Regions from separate parts of the Homo sapiens genome. Here region 1 is linked to region 2. A link is a contact called in ENCODE Hi-C or POLR2A ChIA-PET data. All regions are on one chromosome and are shown on one strand. Each heading gives the region's core, a stretch centred on a gene start or an enhancer-like site at or near the end of the contact. The rest is flanking DNA. Distances are from core to core; before and after follow the strand shown. Region 1 overlaps EPS15L1 (epidermal growth factor receptor pathway substrate 15 like 1). Region 2 holds the start of RFX1 (regulatory factor X1).

The links. A loop is a pair of places that touch in the nucleus more often than their neighbours do. ChIA-PET counts read pairs that join two places held with the same protein, here RNA polymerase II (POLR2A). Pooled maps may share reads with other maps.
Region 1: a loop to region 2 is called in a pooled map, with 24 times the contacts of the local background. The contact joins the enhancer-like site here to the promoter of RFX1 in region 2. A Hi-C loop is called at or near these places in 1 of 37 single-sample maps with no recorded cell type and 3 of 50 pooled maps. POLR2A ChIA-PET finds 5 or more read pairs at or near these places in 1 of 52 experiments (activated CD4-positive, alpha-beta T cell).

Annotation. Positions count from the first base shown.
Region 1 is chr19:16,444,186-16,449,473 of GRCh38, forward strand. All of the region lies in intron 1 of EPS15L1 (epidermal growth factor receptor pathway substrate 15 like 1), which reads right to left. Among named protein-coding and RNA genes, the nearest start is that of EPS15L1, 25 kb to the right of the region's middle. RefSeq lists enhancers at 300-479, 582-1,781, 1,516-1,595, 1,706-1,765. Within about 2 kb of position 2,911, at least 32 of the 41 ENCODE cell types and tissues checked have a DNase peak (open chromatin) inside an H3K27ac peak, as active enhancers do.
Region 2 is chr19:14,002,715-14,008,053 of GRCh38, forward strand. RFX1 (regulatory factor X1) reads right to left here and starts at 3,606. Exons shown (of 21, transcript NM_002918.5): 1 at 3,389-3,606. RefSeq lists enhancers at 2,832-3,360, 3,361-3,888, 3,889-4,416 and silencers at 3,028-3,407, 3,458-3,637.

The DNA of each region.
Region 1 (5,288 bases), core at 1,661-4,160, 2.4 Mb after region 2:
GAGGAAAAGAAAGGGGGAAACACTGAAAAGGCAGAAAAAACTAGAATAACATGAAAAAGCAAGAAAAGCCAGAGATTTAGGAGCCATCATTTTAAAACAGACAAAGACATCATGGAAAAGACATAGGAGGTAAGTGTGTATAGCAACAGCAGCCCCAAGATGGCTGCCCCCCTCGTGCTTGGAGGCAGTGACACCATTCCTGGGTGAGGGGTACAGGAAGGAGTGGCTATCACCCTTAGCATCTTACAACCTCGTTAGATGACAGTGTCCAGCCATCACACCTGTGTCAACTTCTGGGCTCAAACTCCAGCTTATTTCCAAAATATGTCTCCCCAGAGGAAGAAGACCCACAGAAAGGAGGCCAAGGCAGGCAGGCTGTTTGTCATCTGTCAGTAAAGGTGACAGTGGTCAGGTCTAGGCAGCAAACAGCACATCGCCTGCCATGGGTTCACAGACTCCAGAGGCCCTCACTTCAGATGACAAAGGTGCCCTTCCTGCCAATGATCAGAGAGGTCTGGATCTGAAGCACATTTCCAGACAAGTTTTTTTTTTTTTTTTTGAGACAGGGTCTTGTTCTGTCACCCAAGCTGGAGAGCAGTGGCGCAATCTCAGCTCATTGCAATCTCTGACTCCTGGATTCAAGCCATTCTCCTACCTCAGCCTCCCGAGTAGCTGGGACTACAGGTGCGTGCCACCATGCCCACTTAATTTCTGTATTTTCAGTAGAAGCGAGGTTTCACCATATTGGCCAGGCTGGTCCTGACCTCAGGTGATCCGCCTGCTTTGGCCTCCCAAAGTGCTGGGATTACAGGCATGAGCCACCACGCCCAGCCCCAGGCGAGTTTTTTAACAATCTCATGGGAAGCAAGGGAAAGAGGTTTCCAAGCTACTGTGATTCCAGTGGAAAAAAAAGAGTTTCAGTCTTTGAGGCATGCAGGGTTATTAAATATCTGCTCTACTTCCCAGGCGCTAATGAGCAACAAGATCCGCAACCAAGAGAAACAAGGCCTGGACTAATCCAGAAGAGTCGCTGAAGGACACAGCCCAGAGCTCCAACCTCTGCCCATCCATGCTAAAGGCTCATCCGGCTCGAACACTTGATGACCACCGGATGTCACTCTCAAAAGACCTACAGCTGAGGGAAAGCCCAGGGAGTATGGCTCAACCATTGCTCATCACCACGGGAGTCCATCTGGGTAACCTGGAACAATGACAGTGGTCAGAGGTTTTGATCTAATTACACATATGTCAGGTTTTGCATATGCAAAAGCAGAAGGGGGAAGAAAGAAGGTACAGCACCAGGCCCCAACTGCCACTTCCTCTTATGCCAGGCTTCTTCCCAGGAACAATGGACTCACACCTGCACGCTGCCCTGATATGTCATTGCGACAGAACTGAAGACACATGTTGCTAATGACATAAATCCCCAGCCCCAGGCAGTCTGTCACTGGCCCCTGTGCAGAGACCTCTTGGCCCCCAAAAGGAAGATTCACAGCTACTGGGAAAGAGCCCTCTGTATGCTGAGAGCAGCCTCTGGAGCTGCCCACCCATGTCTGACCCCAAAGTGAGCCTGGGGCCAAGCCCGAGGCAACAGCAGAGAGGGGACGCACCAGGGGATGAGGCCTGCACCGTAAGAGGCTGCAGGTGGCACCAGGATGGCCGTAGGAATGGAAGGAAGTGCAGCAGAGCTGACCCGATGTGTTCTCCTGACCCAGCCCACTGTGCTGAGAAGACGCCATCTTCGCCTCTGCAGTGTGTGAATTGTTGATGAGGTTCAGTGTAGCTTTCAGCTCGGTCTTTCAGTTGCTCTTCCTAACTCAAAATGCTAAGAGACAACATGCAAAGTTCCTGTGGCCTCCTCACTTATCCTCCAGCCCAGAAACAATTTACAAGTGGGATGACAGAGAGAGGGGCACAAGGAGAAGGACAAGTTCACATCCTTCTGCTCTGAAGGCTTTAAAACACCGCAATTCACACAAGCGCCTGTAACTGTAACCCAGGACAACAGCAGTTGAGATGGAGAAACCCAGCAGAACCACCTCGGAGGAGAAACTGTCTCAGGATTGTGTTCTAACGACTCCTAAGCAGGGTTCACCCAACTCTGATCCCCGCACGTGGCCGAGGGCAGGACGCCTCCTACATCTTCATGCCTGGCTGCCTCCTGCCCAAACTCTCACTCTCACTCTGCTAGCAAAGTACGCGCTCTTGTGCAAAACAAACCAATGATCATCAGCCTTGGTTCAAAATGACTTTTGGAAAGCAATCCATTTTCACTGTAAAATGTTCAGAGAAGTACCTATAATCCCTTGTTTCCTATCCAGTACCTCTCATCCTCCCGACAACGCTAAAGGGCAGGTAATATTACTAGTCCAGTTGACAGGTGGGGAAACTGAGTTTGCCCTACTCAGGACCACAACAGCCAATGAGCAACAGTCAGTGAAGCACCCAGGATAGGTGGTCCTGGAGTCAGACCCTCACCTACTGTGCACCCTGTAATGACAGCCCAGGTGTCACAGGGCTGTGCACCGGACCACAGGACAGCCTCATGCATATGCTGGCCTGGGAAAATGCACGTCCGTGATGACGTGCTGGAGCATTTTATTAAACAGAAGAGGTCAAAAGGCAACACTCAATTTGAGCATATAAATGGACTTGAAAGCCAGTGTTTTCGATGACCTGCCATTTCCCCAGGAAAGCTGAGACCCCATAATGGCTATGTTTTTCAATGCCACTGCCAAGTTTTGCAGGAAGTTAGGCATATAACACTGAAACACATCTCAGTCTGAGTTCCTACTTAGAAAAACATATGGATGCAAAAACATAGCCCGGAGTAGAGCTTGCTTGATAATCCTTCCATTTCTGCCTTCCCCTTAGAGGCCCCCACAGGCCTTGCACAACCATCACCCAATGTGAGCCCAGCCCTCCCAGCAGGCCGGCCCACATTCTGCGGGTGAGATAACCTGGCTCAGTCATGTGGCAAGCACGGGGCAGAACTGGGACTTGACTCAAAACATTCAAAAGGCATCAGGGAAACGCTGGGGTATGTCTAACCTTCCTGGACTGGATGGGCAGCTCTCTCCAACTGCTCCATCAGAGGTTTCTACAGCAGAGCTAAGGTAAATGTTACCAAGAGAAGGAGAAGACTTGGCAAGTGAAAAGAGAGCTTTTCCAAATCACAAGGAAAAAGACATCTCAATTAAAAATGAGCAAAGAGAGAGGCAATTCAGAAAGAAGAGATGCAGCAAAGTTAGAAAGAAAATGTTCCATCTCACTAGTAATTTAAGTATTACAGGGCCAGGCACTCTGGCTCACACCTGTAATCCCAGCACTTAGGGAGGCCAAGGTGGGTGAATCACCTGAGGTCAGGAGTTCAAGACCAGCCTGGCCAACATGATGAAACCCCATCACTACTAAAAATACAAAAATTAGCCAGGCATGGTGGCAGGTGCCTGTAATCCCAGTTACTCAGGAGGCTGAGGCAGGAGAATCACTTGAACCTGGGAGGCGGAGGCTGCAGTGAGCCGAGATCATACCACTGCACTCCAGCCTGAGCGACAGAGCAAGACTTCATCTTCGGAAAAAAAAAAAAAGGCAGAGAAGCTAAAACAATTCTGAAAAAGAATAATAAAGTGGAAAGAGTCAGTCTACCTGATTTCAAGACTGACTCTATAGCTAGAGTAGTTAAGACAGTGGAGTATTGGCAGGGGGCGGGCACAGACAGTAATGCACAGAACAGAATGTAGAATCTGAGAAACAGACACACACAGATCTGCCCAGTGGATTTCTTGACAAAGGTGCAAAAGTATTTCAGGAGGAAGGAAAGCCTTTCCACAAAGGGCACTGGAGCAATCGGCATCCATAGGAAAAACATGGGCCTCGAACTAAAAGTCTTATGCCTCGTACAAAATGTAACTCAAAGTGGATCATGAATTCAAATGTAAAACATAATCCTCAGGATCTAGGGCAAAGCAAAGAGTTCTTAGACTTGACACCAAAAGCCCGATTCACAAAAGGAAAGATTGGCAGACAAACTTTATGTTTGCACTGTGAAAGAGCCATGTAAGGCCTGGCGTGGTGGTTCATGCCTGTAATCCCAGCACTTTGGGAGGCCGAGGCAGGAGGATCACCAGAGTTTGGGAGTTCAAGACCAGTCTGACCTACATGGAGAAACCCCATCTCTACTAAAAATGTAAAATTAGCCAGGCATGGTGGCGCATGCCTGTAATCCCAGCTACTCGGGAGGCTGAGGCAGGAGAATCGCTTGAACCCGGGAGATGGAGGTTGAGGTGAGCCGAGATCACACCATTGCACCATTGCACTCCAGCCTGGGCAATAAGAGCAAAATTCCGTATTAAAAAAAAAGGGGGGGGGAGAAAGGCCGGGCGCGGTGGCTCACACCTGTAATCCCAGCACATTGGGAGGCCAAGGTAGGCGGATCACCTGGGGTCAGGAGTTCAAGACCAGCCTGGCTAACATGGCTAAAAATACAAAAAAATTAGCTGGGTGTAGTGGTGTGCACCTGTAATCCCAGCTACCCAGGAGGCTAAGCCAGGAGAACTGCTTGAACCCAGCGGGCAGAGGCTGCAGTGAGCCGAGATTGTGCCACTGCACTCTAGCCTGGGTGACAGAGCAAGACTCCGTCTCAAAAAAAAAAGCCAGATAAAAAGGTGAAAAGGCAAGCTACAGACTAGAAAGAAAGGTTTGCAAAGCACATATCCAACAAATGACTACTATCTAAAATATATACTAGAGAGCTCTCAAATTCAACAGCATAAAAAAGAAAACAATCAAATTAGAACATGGGCAAGCCAGGCATGGTGGTGCGTACCTGTAGTCCCAGCACTTTGGGAGGCCAAAGCAGGAGGACTGCTTGAGCCCAGGAGTTCCAGACCAGCCTGGGCAACATAGTGAGACCCCATCTCTACATGAAATTAAAAAACTAGCCAGGCGTCGTGGTGCACACCTGTAGTCCCAGCTACTCAGGAAGCCAAAGCAGGAGGATTGCTTGATCCCAGGAGTTCAAGACCAGCCTGGGCAACATAACAAGATCTGATTTCTTAAAAAACAAACAAACAAACAAACAAACAAACAAAAAAACACGAAGAAGAAAAGAACATGGGCAAAAGATCTGAAGGCAAAAAGACATTTTACCAAAGAGGAAATATAGCAGATGGCAAATAAACGTATGAAAATATGTTTAACATCATTAGCAAAAAGAAGAATGCAAATTAAAACCACAGTGAGATGCCACTGCACGCTATCAGAGTGGCTAAAATAACAAATAGTGA
Region 2 (5,339 bases), core at 2,356-4,855:
GGCCTGGGAAGCAGGTGGGAGAAAGTCTTTCTCGCCTAGGAAGACCACGTCCTGTACAGCTGCTATTGAAGGCAGCATCTCTGCGGGCGGGGCAGCCTGGCCATCCCCTTCCCTGAGATGCTCAGGTACATGACAGAGGAGAAGGGTGAGGACCTCGGCTCCAGAGACGCCATTCCAAGCTCCCCACCGTTCCCACAATGTCCACATCCCCGCTCACCCAGCTGCCTCCTGGAAGGCTTGGGACTGTGTCTGGGCCTGAGCCCAAGTAGCATTTTGTGTGTGTGTTTTGAGACAGTCTTGCTCTGTCACCCAGGCTCAAGTGCAGTGGCACGATCTTGGCTCACTGCAACTTCCATCTCCACGGTTCAAGGGATTCTCCTGCCTCAGCCTCCTAAATAGCTGGGACTACTACAGTCATGTGCTACCATGCCCGGCTACTTTTTGTATTTTTAGTAGAGATAGGGTTTCACCGTGTTGGCCAGGCTGGTCTCCAACTCTTTACCTCAAGTGATCCACCCACCTTGGCCTCTCAAAGTGCTGGGGGAGTGAGCACCCAAATTGAGCCACTGTGCCCGGCCAGGATTTTTCTTTCTAGTGACTCTCCTAAAGCCAGAGAACAGCCATTCAGCAGCCAGGGGAGTGACTTTCCCACTACAAACTGGATCCCTGGTATCCAGCTTCCTGGATCCCTGTCATCGACCCACACAGCCCAGCAAGCGAGAAGCAAGTCAACCTTTAAAGCCACGAGGGCTCTCACTGGATTCAAAATGATAAAAATAAAAGCCAACGGTGTATTTCCGAGGGTTGAACAGGAAGCGACAATCACCGTAACAGCAGAGGCTAACATAACTACATTAGCAATTACTTTGTATTTAGTTAGTTTCAGCAATTCCTATGTATTTGATATTCAACAGGTATTATTTTCTGGGATCCATAGCACAGAAACATGAGATTGAAAGGACTACCAAGGATTACTGCCCCTAGATGAAAGGAAGGGAAACTGAGGCCCAGAAAACTTAAGTAACTCACCTAAGAGCACACAGCTAGAAAAGCTGACTGTTTCAAGTCAGCTTCAAATCACCCTAGTGTTCTCTTCCTAGTCAAATGACTCCTCAGGCCCTTCATCTGTAAATGTAACTGGTGACTGAGGCAGTCAACATGACCAGATAATTGGTAACATCACTTTCTGCTCAGTTAGCTTTTTTTTTTTTGAGACAAGTCTCACTCTGTTGCCCAGGCTGGAGTGCAGTGGCCTGTGATCTCAGCTCACTGCAACCTCCGCCTCCCAGGCTCAAGCAATTCTTGTGTCTCAGCCTCCCGAGTAGCTGGGATTACAGGCATGTGCCACCACGCCTGGCTAATTTTTTTAGAAACAGGGTTTCACCATGTTGGCCGGGCTAGTCTCAAACTCCTGACCTCAGGTGATCCGCCCACCTCAGCCTCCCAAAGTGCTGGGATTACAGGTGTGAGCCACCACGCCCAGCCTGCTCAGTTAGCTTTTTTAAGAAGGGCTAGCCGGGCGCGGTGGCTCACGCCTGTAATCCCAGCATTTTGGGAGGCCGAGGCAGGTAAATCTCGAGGTCAAGAGATCAAGACCATCCTGACCAACATGGTGAAACCCCGTCTCTACTAAAAATACGAAAATCAGCCGGGCATGATGGCGAGCGCCTGTAGTCCCAGCGACTCAGGAGACTGAGGCAGGAGAATCACTTGTACCCGGGAGGCGGAGGCTGCAGTGAGCCAAAATCAAGCCACTGCACTCCAGCCTGGCCACAGAGTGAGACTCCGTCTCCAAAAAAAAAAGTGCTGATGATCCGTCTAGCAACTTGGCATTTCTAGCTTTTTTGTTTGTTTTACTGAAAATTAATCTCCACCTGTCCTAACTTTCAAAGAGTCCCTGCCTCCTCTAAAAAGGGCCAGGCCTAGAAAAAGTACCTGGAGAAGTTAGGACCCGCCAACCCCCACCAGACCAATCTCAAACTCTTGGGAAAAAGCCTGAAATGATCCTTTTCCTTGGAATGTATTGACTGATTTAAAAGGAAATGGCTGCAGTTTGCACACCGACACTAAGCTCAAAAGCAAGACGGAGAATAAGCCAACTAGACTTGGCCTGGCTGGCTACTTAAAAAAAAAATTCCTCCCCGAGCTGGCAGGATATTGTCACCCTAAAAAGCAGTGGCAAAGATTCTCCTCTCACAAACATGGATAGCTTCCCCTTCCCTCTGACCGCTCCTGCCCACGTGGCCCTAGAGGCTGGGACCTTGTCAGTGACATGTGACTCGGTTGACACTCGTTTGACACAAAAACATGTGTCTGGCCAAGAGAAGCGGGTTTAAAAAATCTAAGAAACTTCCTCAGGCTTCATTTGCTCCCCCATTCCCAGTAGGGGAGACCTCGATGGGCAGGACCCAGAAACGTTCCATCTCCAGGAACAAACCCCCGCAACCTCAAACCAGGAAACATCAGGTCTCAAACAGCAGCCCAGAGAAAAGCACTCAGGTTTCTGTTCCTCTAAAGCATTCCCTCATGGTCACTCCTCCCTACCATGGACTTTGATTTCTGCAAACCAGATCCTCCACGCTAAAGCCAAATCGACTCCTAGCTCCTCCATGAAACTTTGCTTCCTCTTTGCTTCCTCCCAGAGAGAAGGTGGCAGGTTTAGGAGTGGGCTGCAGTGTTGAAATCAGGACTAGCTGACAGTTATTTTATCAAACCACATTCAGAAACGGTAGATACGAGGAAAAGGTTCAAAGATAAGCCGTAAGTAAAATTCCTGGAAGGAATGAGGAGTCCCGGTACTGCAGGAAAAGGGCGATGTCAATGATTCTCCCCATTTTACAGGATGGAAAACTGAGGCCTCAGATGGACAGGCACTTGTCCAAGTTCTGAGTCCTGGGACAACTGCAAAGCTCTTAAGGAAGAAGGGAGTCGCTTAAGGATCTGGAAGGCGGACCGGGTGGTGGCTGCCCACCCTGGTTCCCGAGGTGGAGGTTGGGGAGACCCAGCCGGCCCCGCCCATACCTTCCCTCCTGGTCCCGCCCACCCACCTTGGCCCCGCCTCGTACCTCCCTCGCTCCCATTGGCCCAGCCTCCCCAGGCCCGCCCCTTCGCGCTCCCGACATATAAAAGCCCCCCGCCCCGGCCTGCCGACCTCCACTCGCCGCGGGCCTGCGAGCGCCCGCCCCTCGCGGGGGCCGGGCCGCGGGGACGGGGGCGGGTGGTGTCGTTCCAGCCGGGCCCCGGCCCCCTCCCCCACGGTCCAGACAGTCGCCGCCGCCATTTTGACCGCCCGCCCCTTCCCCCCGGACTGTGATTACAGAGACACCTACTGCCCCGGCCCCGCCGCCCACCCCGGCCCGGCCAGCCACCCCGGGGCCGCCCTGGTTACCTCCGCTTCTCCCCACTTCTGTCTGCGGAAACGCTTTTCGGAGGTCTCGGAGTCGATGTTGGGAAGGGGACGGGACGTGCTGGGGTCCCCGGGCCGGGCCTGGGGGGTGGGGGTGGGGGTCGGCCGGGCGGTTGTTGTTGTTGACTCGCGTTGCCGGGTTGCTTGGTCGCCACGACTACCGTGGCTATGGCGCCTCCGTTTCCCTCACCGGGGCAACTGTTGCTACCCACCCTAGTTACGTCACGCGCGGGGGCGGGGCCCGGGGTGATTGGCGGCGGCCGGAGAAGTGATTGGACGGCGCCAGGCCTTGCAGCTAAACTATTAGTTCCGATGCACGCTTTTCAACACCCTCTGGACTTCCCGGCGATCTGATTTATCAGTATGAATGTCCATCAAAAGAAACTGAACCCTCAAAGGCAGCCGGGCCCGTCACTCCGGCAGGGAAGCAGCTGGTTAAGAATAAAGGGGTAGGACTCGTGAGGACGGGATTGGTTTGCCGATGTAAAACCGGCCTCCTGGTTCGACTAAAGGGACGTCAATCTACCAAAGGTTTGCCGCGCTCTCTGGCTGGAGGCCGTGCGCATGCTCGGCACGCAAGGCCGATTGGGAGTTGTAGTCCGCTCTTGCGTACACTTTACATGTCTTACCAAATTAAAAAGGCGAGAAAGGAAGACTCCGCTCCAGACTTCTCTCTCGCTCGGTGGGCCAGTTTCTGGCTTCTTGCGCTGACGTCAGGGGAGGAATGCAGTGACGCAGCGCAGCCCCTCTGTGACGACAGCGGCGAAGGCCGGACTCGGGATTCGATGACGTCACTGGGCGCGCGTCCCCCTTCCCCACTGCCCATGGCCCCGTCGGGGTTGGGTGGAAGCGGGAGGCCGCGGCGGGGTTCGATCCCAGCTCCCACCCGCTGGGGTGACATCCTCCTCCGCCCAAGCCGGCCAGACAGCGCGGCCGCCGCGCCTTCTCCCGCCTCCCGGTCCCCTCCAGCCGGAAAAGGTCACCGCTGCCGGGGTGACCGCGGCTATCTCTGCCCCGCAGGCGGTGCGGCCGCCTTGGGAAAGGTCTCTGCAAGGCGGGGGACTTCATTCGCGGCTTCAACCGCGGTAGATAAGCAAAGGTCAGCCCCGACCCAGCCCAGGGAGCTTGGTCCGCCCAGGAGAGCTCACCACAACCCCCGCCACACACACACACCTCCCACACATACGCTCCTCTGTGCCTCAGTTTCCTCAAGGGACTGTCTGGGTGCTGCAGGACGAGAAGAGACAGAAACAGGGCCCGGACTAGGGTGAACATCTTGGGAGCAAAAACTCAGTCATCAAGATAAATAATCTTCTAATTCAATATTTGTTAAATATCCAAATTAATGGGAAAAAATAAATCTATGATGAACAAAACATCACAATTTTAAATAAAGACAGGATCCGCCAACACAGGGATTAAGGTGAGATGCGTTATGCAAGCTCAGGGTCAGATCTTGTGTTTAAAATAAATTTATTATTATTATTTTTTGAGACGGAGTCTCACTCTGTCGCTGAGGCTGGAGTGCAGTGGCGCAATCTCGGCTCACTGCAAGCTCCGCCTCCCAGGTTCACGCCATTCTCCTGCCTCAGCCTCCCGAGTAGCTGGGACTACAGGTGCTCGCCACCACGCCCGGCTAATTTTTTGTATATTTAGTAGAGACGGGGTTTCACCGTGTTAGCCAGGATGGTCTCGATCTCCTGACCTCGTGATCCGCCCGCCTCGGCCTCCCAAAGTGCTGGGGTTACAGGCGTGAGCCACCACGCCCGGCCTACTTTTTATGTTTTAAATGTCAATTATCTTATGACTGAGCTCTTTGGCCTTCTCTTAAATTTTGCATTCTCATCCCAGGTAGGCCCTAGAACAGCAAGGGGAAAAGAAAACAGGCTCAGACAGCCCTGAAGTCTAATGCCAGCCCTGCTGTGTGGCATTC